2 separate regions of the Homo sapiens genome follow, and region 2 is linked to region 1. A link is a contact called in ENCODE POLR2A ChIA-PET data. All regions are on one chromosome and are shown on one strand. The core of a region is the stretch at or near the end of the contact, and the rest is flanking DNA. Distances in the headings are between cores, read along the strand shown.

Region 1 (3,278 bases), core at 709-3,208:
GAGATTATAGGCGTACACCATTATACTTGGCTATTCAAAAAAAAATTCTTTTGTAGAGACTGAGTATTGCTGTGTTACCCAAGCTGGTCTCAAATTCCTGGGCTCAAGCAATCCTCCCGCTTTGATCTCACAGAGTCTTGGGATTACAGGCGTGAACCACTGCACCTGGCCAGCCCACATCTATTAAGCACCTATTATGTGCCAGGCACTGGGCCAAGGGCTGAGAGTTCAGTGGTAAACACACAAGCAACCTCCCTGCCTGACAGAGACTGCATGTAGTCATCAAATTAGCTTTGGAGTCAGATTTCCAAGTTCAAATCCCAGCTCTGCCCCTGGCCAGCTGTTGCATATCTGGTGGTTACTCAGCCTCTCAGAATCTCAGTTTTCTCTTCGGTAAAATAATAATAAAATCCACCCCTCAGGGCTATTTGTGAGGATTAATCAAGATCCCACACACTGAGGCACTTAGCGTCAAAGAGGATAATATCTTTTGCTGTTTCATGACTATTATTATTACTACTGTCACCTAGAGGTGATTACACGCTGAGTGAGGGCCACAGCCAAATGAACAAGTAGCAAGAGGGTCTGGGGAGAAAACAGTGGAACTAACCACATTTAGATTTTTTCCATTCAAAAATCTGGTCACAGAGTCAAACGTGGGGACATGAAGCTTAGAAACACAATGAAAACCACAGTGATTTCCCATCTCCAGGGAGACCAAGGCATGGAACACGGACCCTGCAGGAGGATCTTAAAAGGGCAGGTGAGGGATCTGCACCTTCCCCAAGAAGCTATCAGAAGCCCCAGCTGGGGTGTCACGCCCCACGGGCCACTCAGCAGTTCCTCACTACACTGAAAGCAGCCACCTCTGCCATGGGAGGCTGGAGTAGAGGAAGCCTGCGAGAGTCAGCCTCACAGACCCTGGGCGGGGCTGGAGAGGCAGCTGGGAAGAGCATGGGACAGGAGGTGGGGGTCCCTGCCATTATATCAGAGCCCTCCCCAGCTCCCAACAAACACCATCTCCATATTAAATGCCCACTCTAAGTCCAGCCCTGTGCCAAGGACACTAATGCCCCTTATTCTTAGCTAATCCTCAGCACAGTTCCTCCAAGGTGGGGCTGACCACTGCCACTTATAGAGAGGGAAACTGATGCCCACAGCCATGATGTGATTTACCAAAAGCCACACACCCAGTAGAGACAGGGCCAGGATTCTAGGCCAGGGTTCTCCCTCCAGAGCCCCGCCTCGCCTAGTGCCACATTCTTCTGTCATCCTCCTCGTTGCAAAGCTTGATATGCATAGAAAGCTTTCCTGTAGGCTGGGAAGTTGCTTCAACACCATGGGCCTCAGTTTCCCCATCTGAGAAACCAGAAGATCAGACTCCACGAAGTAGTAAAAATAATAGAGGGAGAGCTGGGTTCAAATACAGGCTCTAGCACTTCCTAGCCGGGGACCTTGGAGGAGATACCTAGCCTTTCAAGGCCTCAGTTTCCCTAATTGCAAAATGCAGGTAATAATGAGATCAACCCATTGGGGTTCTTATAAGGATATAATGAGACCCCTCTGAAAGGCGTTTAGTACAGGCTCAGGATTTTGTGAGCACTCAGTAGGAGTGGTGGTGGTGATGGTGACTTTTATCATCATATGACTATTGCTTATATCACTAATTACTACTGCTGTAATTGATAACCCCAAGAGAGCAGCTTGATGCCCCTAGCAAGGCCACAGGCCTTGGGACCGTCTGGCGAGGTTATCTCAGCAACAAAGGAGATTAAATAACTCACAACAGCCACACCAGAGGCTGTAGCCCTCAGCTATTCTTACTAATAGTTTGAAAGAGAAACTTAATCTCTCTCCCCATGCCCCAACTGTTGCTGGACCAGCACCAAGCTTGATGGTGATAGTGGTTTCTCCCCCCAGAAGAGAAGTGCAGCTATGAGAAGGACTCAGGCTGCCAACAGGAAGCTAAAAACATCCCACCACCAAGTGACAACTTTGCAGAAAACCTGTTGCAGCCCACGCTTGGCCCCACTTCTAAGAAGCTGACACAGGAGACAGCTCGAAATGTGAATCAAGATTTAAGGCGGGGAACAATTATGCATACAATAAACACCTGGGAATAACCTAAGTTTCCAACCACAAAGAATTGGCTACTAGATTCACCAATCCCTCTTCTGGGTATATATCCAAAGTAAATGAAACCAGTACCCCATAAACCAAGGCTGACAACAGGTAGGAATATTAAGCAGCTATTAAATATCATGGTTACAAACTTTTTAAATAACATGGCAGATTTTTTTATGCTGCCAGTGGACACACAAAAAGATAAGGACTGACAGGCTGGGTGCAGTGGCTCACGCCTGTAATCCCAGCATTTTGGGAGGCCAAGGCGGGTGGATCACCTGAGGTCAGGAGTTCGAGACGAGCCTGGCTAACACAGTGAAACCCCATCTCTACTAAAAATACAAAAATTAGCCGGGCATGGTGGCAGGCGCCTGTAATCCCAGCTACTCGGGAGGCTGAGGCAGGAGAATCGCTTGAACCCGGGAGGAGGAGGTTGCAGTGAGTCGAGATCGCGCCACTGCACTCCAGCCTGGGAACAAGAGTGAGACTTTGTCTCAAAAAAAAAAAAAAAGATGCGCACTGATGACTGGGTGCAGTGCTCACGCCTGTAATCCTGGCACTTTGGGAGATAGAGACCATCCTGGCTAACACGGTGAAACCCCATCTCTACTAAAAATAAAAATACAAAAAATTAGCTGGGTGTGGTAGCACGTGCCTGTAGTCCCAGCTACTTGGGAGGCTGAGGCAGGAGAATCGCTTGAACCCAGGAGGCAGAGGTTGCAGTGAGCCGAGATCACGCCACTGCACTCCAGCCTGGGTGACAGAGACTCCATCTCAAAAAAAAAAAGATGCGCACTGATTCACTCATTCAGCTGGCAGTGATGAGGCCCTACTAGGGATGAAACTAAAAGCGAAAAAATACAATGTGGGACCCTGAACTAGATCCTGGAACCAAAAAAGAACATTCGTGACAAAACTGGTGAAAGTAGAATAAGACAAGGTTTCTCAGCCTTGTCACAATTGACACTTTGGCCAGGATCATTCTTGGTGCTGTCGAGGGGAGGGGAGGGAAGGACCTGTCCTGTGCGTTATAGGATGTAAAGCAGCATCCTTGGTGTCTACCCACCATATGCCAGTAGCACCCCTGTCCTCAGCTGTGACAATCAAACATGTCTCCAGACATTGCCAAATGTCCCTTGCAGGGGAAAATCACC
Region 2 (3,057 bases), core at 343-2,842, 6.2 Mb before region 1:
CTCTGCCTCCCTCCATATGAGGAAACTGAGCCATAGTTTAGTAGCTTGCCTAAGATGACATAGCTAGGAAGCAACAGAGCTGGGATTTGAATCCTCATGTTGGTGCCTGCATTCTTAACCACTATGATAACAGGCTAAGAAAGCTTAAAATTATAGATGCTAAGTAACTTACCTAAGATCTTTTTAAACATTTAAAAAGTTTTTTTTTTCCTTTGTTAGTAGGCAAGGAACTAAGATCATAGTGCAGTGCTAAGACTAGAACCCAAGTATTTTCAAAGGCTACGCTCGGCTGGGCGTGGTGGCTCATGCCTATAATACCAGCACTTTGGGAGGCTGAGGTGGGTGGATCACGAGGTCAGGAGTTTGAGATCAGCCTGGCCAACATGGTGAAACCCCATCTCTACTAAAAATACAAAAAATAGCTGGGCGTGGTGGCGGGTGCCTGTAATCCCAGTTATTCGGGAGGCTGAGGCAAGAGAATCTCGCTTGAACCTGGGAGGCGGAGGTTGCAGTGAGCCAAGATCGCACCACTGCACTCCAGTCTGGGCGACAGAGCGAGACTCTGTCTCAAAAACAAAAACAAAAACAAAAAAAAACCCCAAAGCCTACGCTCATAAATTATTTGGTATACTGCTTCTCCTACTTTAAAAGTCAGTACTAAGCTCATACTGGGTGTTAATACATTTTAAAACTGCAAATCCAGTTTACTGAAATTGGAGAATATCAGATCCCCTTCCAAGAGAGGCATAATTGTAGCTTACTGGGTGAATTCACCTTTTATATTGACAGTCTAGCCTTATGAACCAATTAAGTTTGTAGTTTCTGCATTCTTCCTGTGACACTGAAGACTGTTTTCATCAATGTGAAAACCATGTTATCTAAGCTAAATCAAAATCCACTCTCATTCAGAATTTATTCTTCCTTTTATTTCTCAACACCAGTGACATGTTCCCAAGTTCTCTGCCTTTGTGGCTCCTTAGTTTCCAGTGTGGAATGTCTTATTTCTGAAAGCAACCTGTGATTGACAAGCCTTCTTGGCTATTCTGTAGTTTACCCTAAAAAAAATCTGTTCTCTCTGTCGGCTCATTAGACTGCTTTTCCTTACATGGTACTCTGCTTTTCCCCTTTATTTCAAGCATTTATTAAAACTAAACTATGTACCAAGCATACACAAAATGGATATAACCTAACTCTTTGAAGGCTACACTTCAAAGAAACAGCCTTGGTGTTTACATATTTTGACTAGAATATTATTTCCCTAACAAGCTGCATAAAACCATTCCTGCTCAGTTTGTAATTATACACCAAAATATTGAGCACAATTTCAGTAGCTACTTCTACAGCACATCATATAAAGTGAATTGCTGGAGCCAACTCATTAGGTCTTATTCCAAAGATTTTTACCAACACTTTGGCCCTCTTTTGCTGACAAAAAAGGATTCTTAAGCCTTTTAACAGCTTTATAACTTCCTTATTAGAGTTCACTCACTAACATATCCTGTTAACAAAATGAAGTGCCCATCCTTCTTGGGAAACACTCTGGAGAATATTTCCTGATTTCATCGCACAGCTTTGTCTCTGGATTAGTAATCATCTAATACGAAACTGAGGATATGAGTATTATGTTTCACAATGTTGTCTTCAAGGATATAAACAACTCAAAATTTAAGTATTTGAGTAGCACTGTATCACATTATTATTGCCGTGATATTTTCAGAAGAAATCTGAAGTCTGCGCTAACTACAGGCCATAAAATATGGCCATCTTGCCCCAATAAATGGAGCAAAGTTCAAATCTGGATCATCAGAAAAAGACAAGAGGCACATTTCTAAACCAAATCTGATTGCCTTGAGGAAGGAAGGTACTGAACCTGTTAGAGTACATCTCTGAAGGACTGAGAATCAAGTCCTTCATTCCCTCGCCCCCTAAAAAAATCCAATCAATCATGCTGATAAATGTCTTAGTTACAGGGGAGAAAAAATAGACATGACTAAGCTGAAAAAAATCTTCTGGCTTTGTATCTTTTCTAGGCAGTGCTGTTCCTGATAAGACACATGACACAAAATATGGTTTTGCTGAGTATCAAGGTAAGTTAGGGAAAATAGTATTTTTTAAATAGGAAAATTAGATGACAACAGCAACAGGTAAAGAAGCCTTGGGCTTCTGAGGTAGAAATACTAGCATCCCTACATAGGCATGGTAGATAATCTGAAACTAGTACAAGTGCTGGCCTGTTATAGCCTGTCTCTACCGTAATCAGAGGGAAAAGTATTACAATCCAGCAAAAGTAGCCCTTCAAAATCTAAGGAGGAGCATTTCATCAGATATCAATAAATGAACCCTCGCTGCATACAAAGGCAATACATTACGTGCTGAGTGACCAACTTCAAAGAACCTTCTGCTGTTCTGAAATTTAAAACTACTCTCATTTCCTCAAGCCTGTATTTTATGTAATGAAACAAAATGCACATCATATGTCTCCTGCTGCACTGTAAGAGTAAACATAGGACCCCTCCCACCAAAAATTGTGCAAAGAGCCCTTCCCCTTCAGCTTTTTGCTATAGAAATATCCTACTACTTCCCTGAAAATAGTATATGCTTTCTTTGGCAAGTGGAATATCACCCTGTTACTCTCTCCCTTACTCTGCTTCACTTTTTTTCGCATAACGCTTAAGATTACCTAATATTTTACATGTTTATCATGTCTCTCCCAATTAGAATATAAGCTTCATGAGGGCAGAGATTTCAAATATTTTGTTCACAGATGTATTCCCAGTATCTACAACTATATTTAGCATGTAGCAGATTCTCAAAAATATTTGTAAAATTAATAAAATTTAAAAATCCCTATTATATTGGAATTGTTAAATTAAAAAAAAATTTTGGCCAGGCGCAGTGGCTCACACCTATAATCCCAGCACCTTAGGAGGCCAAGACAGGCGGATTACGAGGTCAGGAGATCGAGACCATCCTGGCTAACACAGTGAAACCCCGTCTCTACTAAACAAAATACAAAAAATTAGCCGGGCGTGGTGGCGGGCGCCTGTAGTCCCAGCT

The links. ChIA-PET counts read pairs that join two places held with the same protein, here RNA polymerase II (POLR2A).
Region 2: POLR2A ChIA-PET joins it to region 1 with 10 read pairs in activated CD4-positive, alpha-beta T cell. The contact joins two enhancer-like sites. POLR2A ChIA-PET finds 5 or more read pairs at or near these places in 2 of 52 experiments (PC-9 and activated CD4-positive, alpha-beta T cell).

The regions. Positions count from the first base shown.
Region 1 is chr22:25,075,136-25,078,413 of GRCh38, reverse strand. The region is part of intron 6 of KIAA1671; the gene reads right to left. Among named protein-coding and RNA genes, the nearest start is that of KIAA1671-AS1, 36 kb to the left of the region's middle. Within about 2 kb of position 1,958, at least 2 of the 41 ENCODE cell types and tissues checked have a DNase peak (open chromatin) inside an H3K27ac peak, as active enhancers do.
Region 2 is chr22:31,294,971-31,298,027 of GRCh38, reverse strand. It overlaps LOC105372997 (a long non-coding RNA gene), which reads left to right. Exons shown (of 4, transcript XR_001755493.3): 2 at 2,031-2,087. Among named protein-coding and RNA genes, the nearest start is that of PIK3IP1, 4.0 kb to the right of the region's middle. RefSeq lists an enhancer at 2,488-2,537. Within about 2 kb of position 1,592, at least 4 of the 41 ENCODE cell types and tissues checked have a DNase peak (open chromatin) inside an H3K27ac peak, as active enhancers do.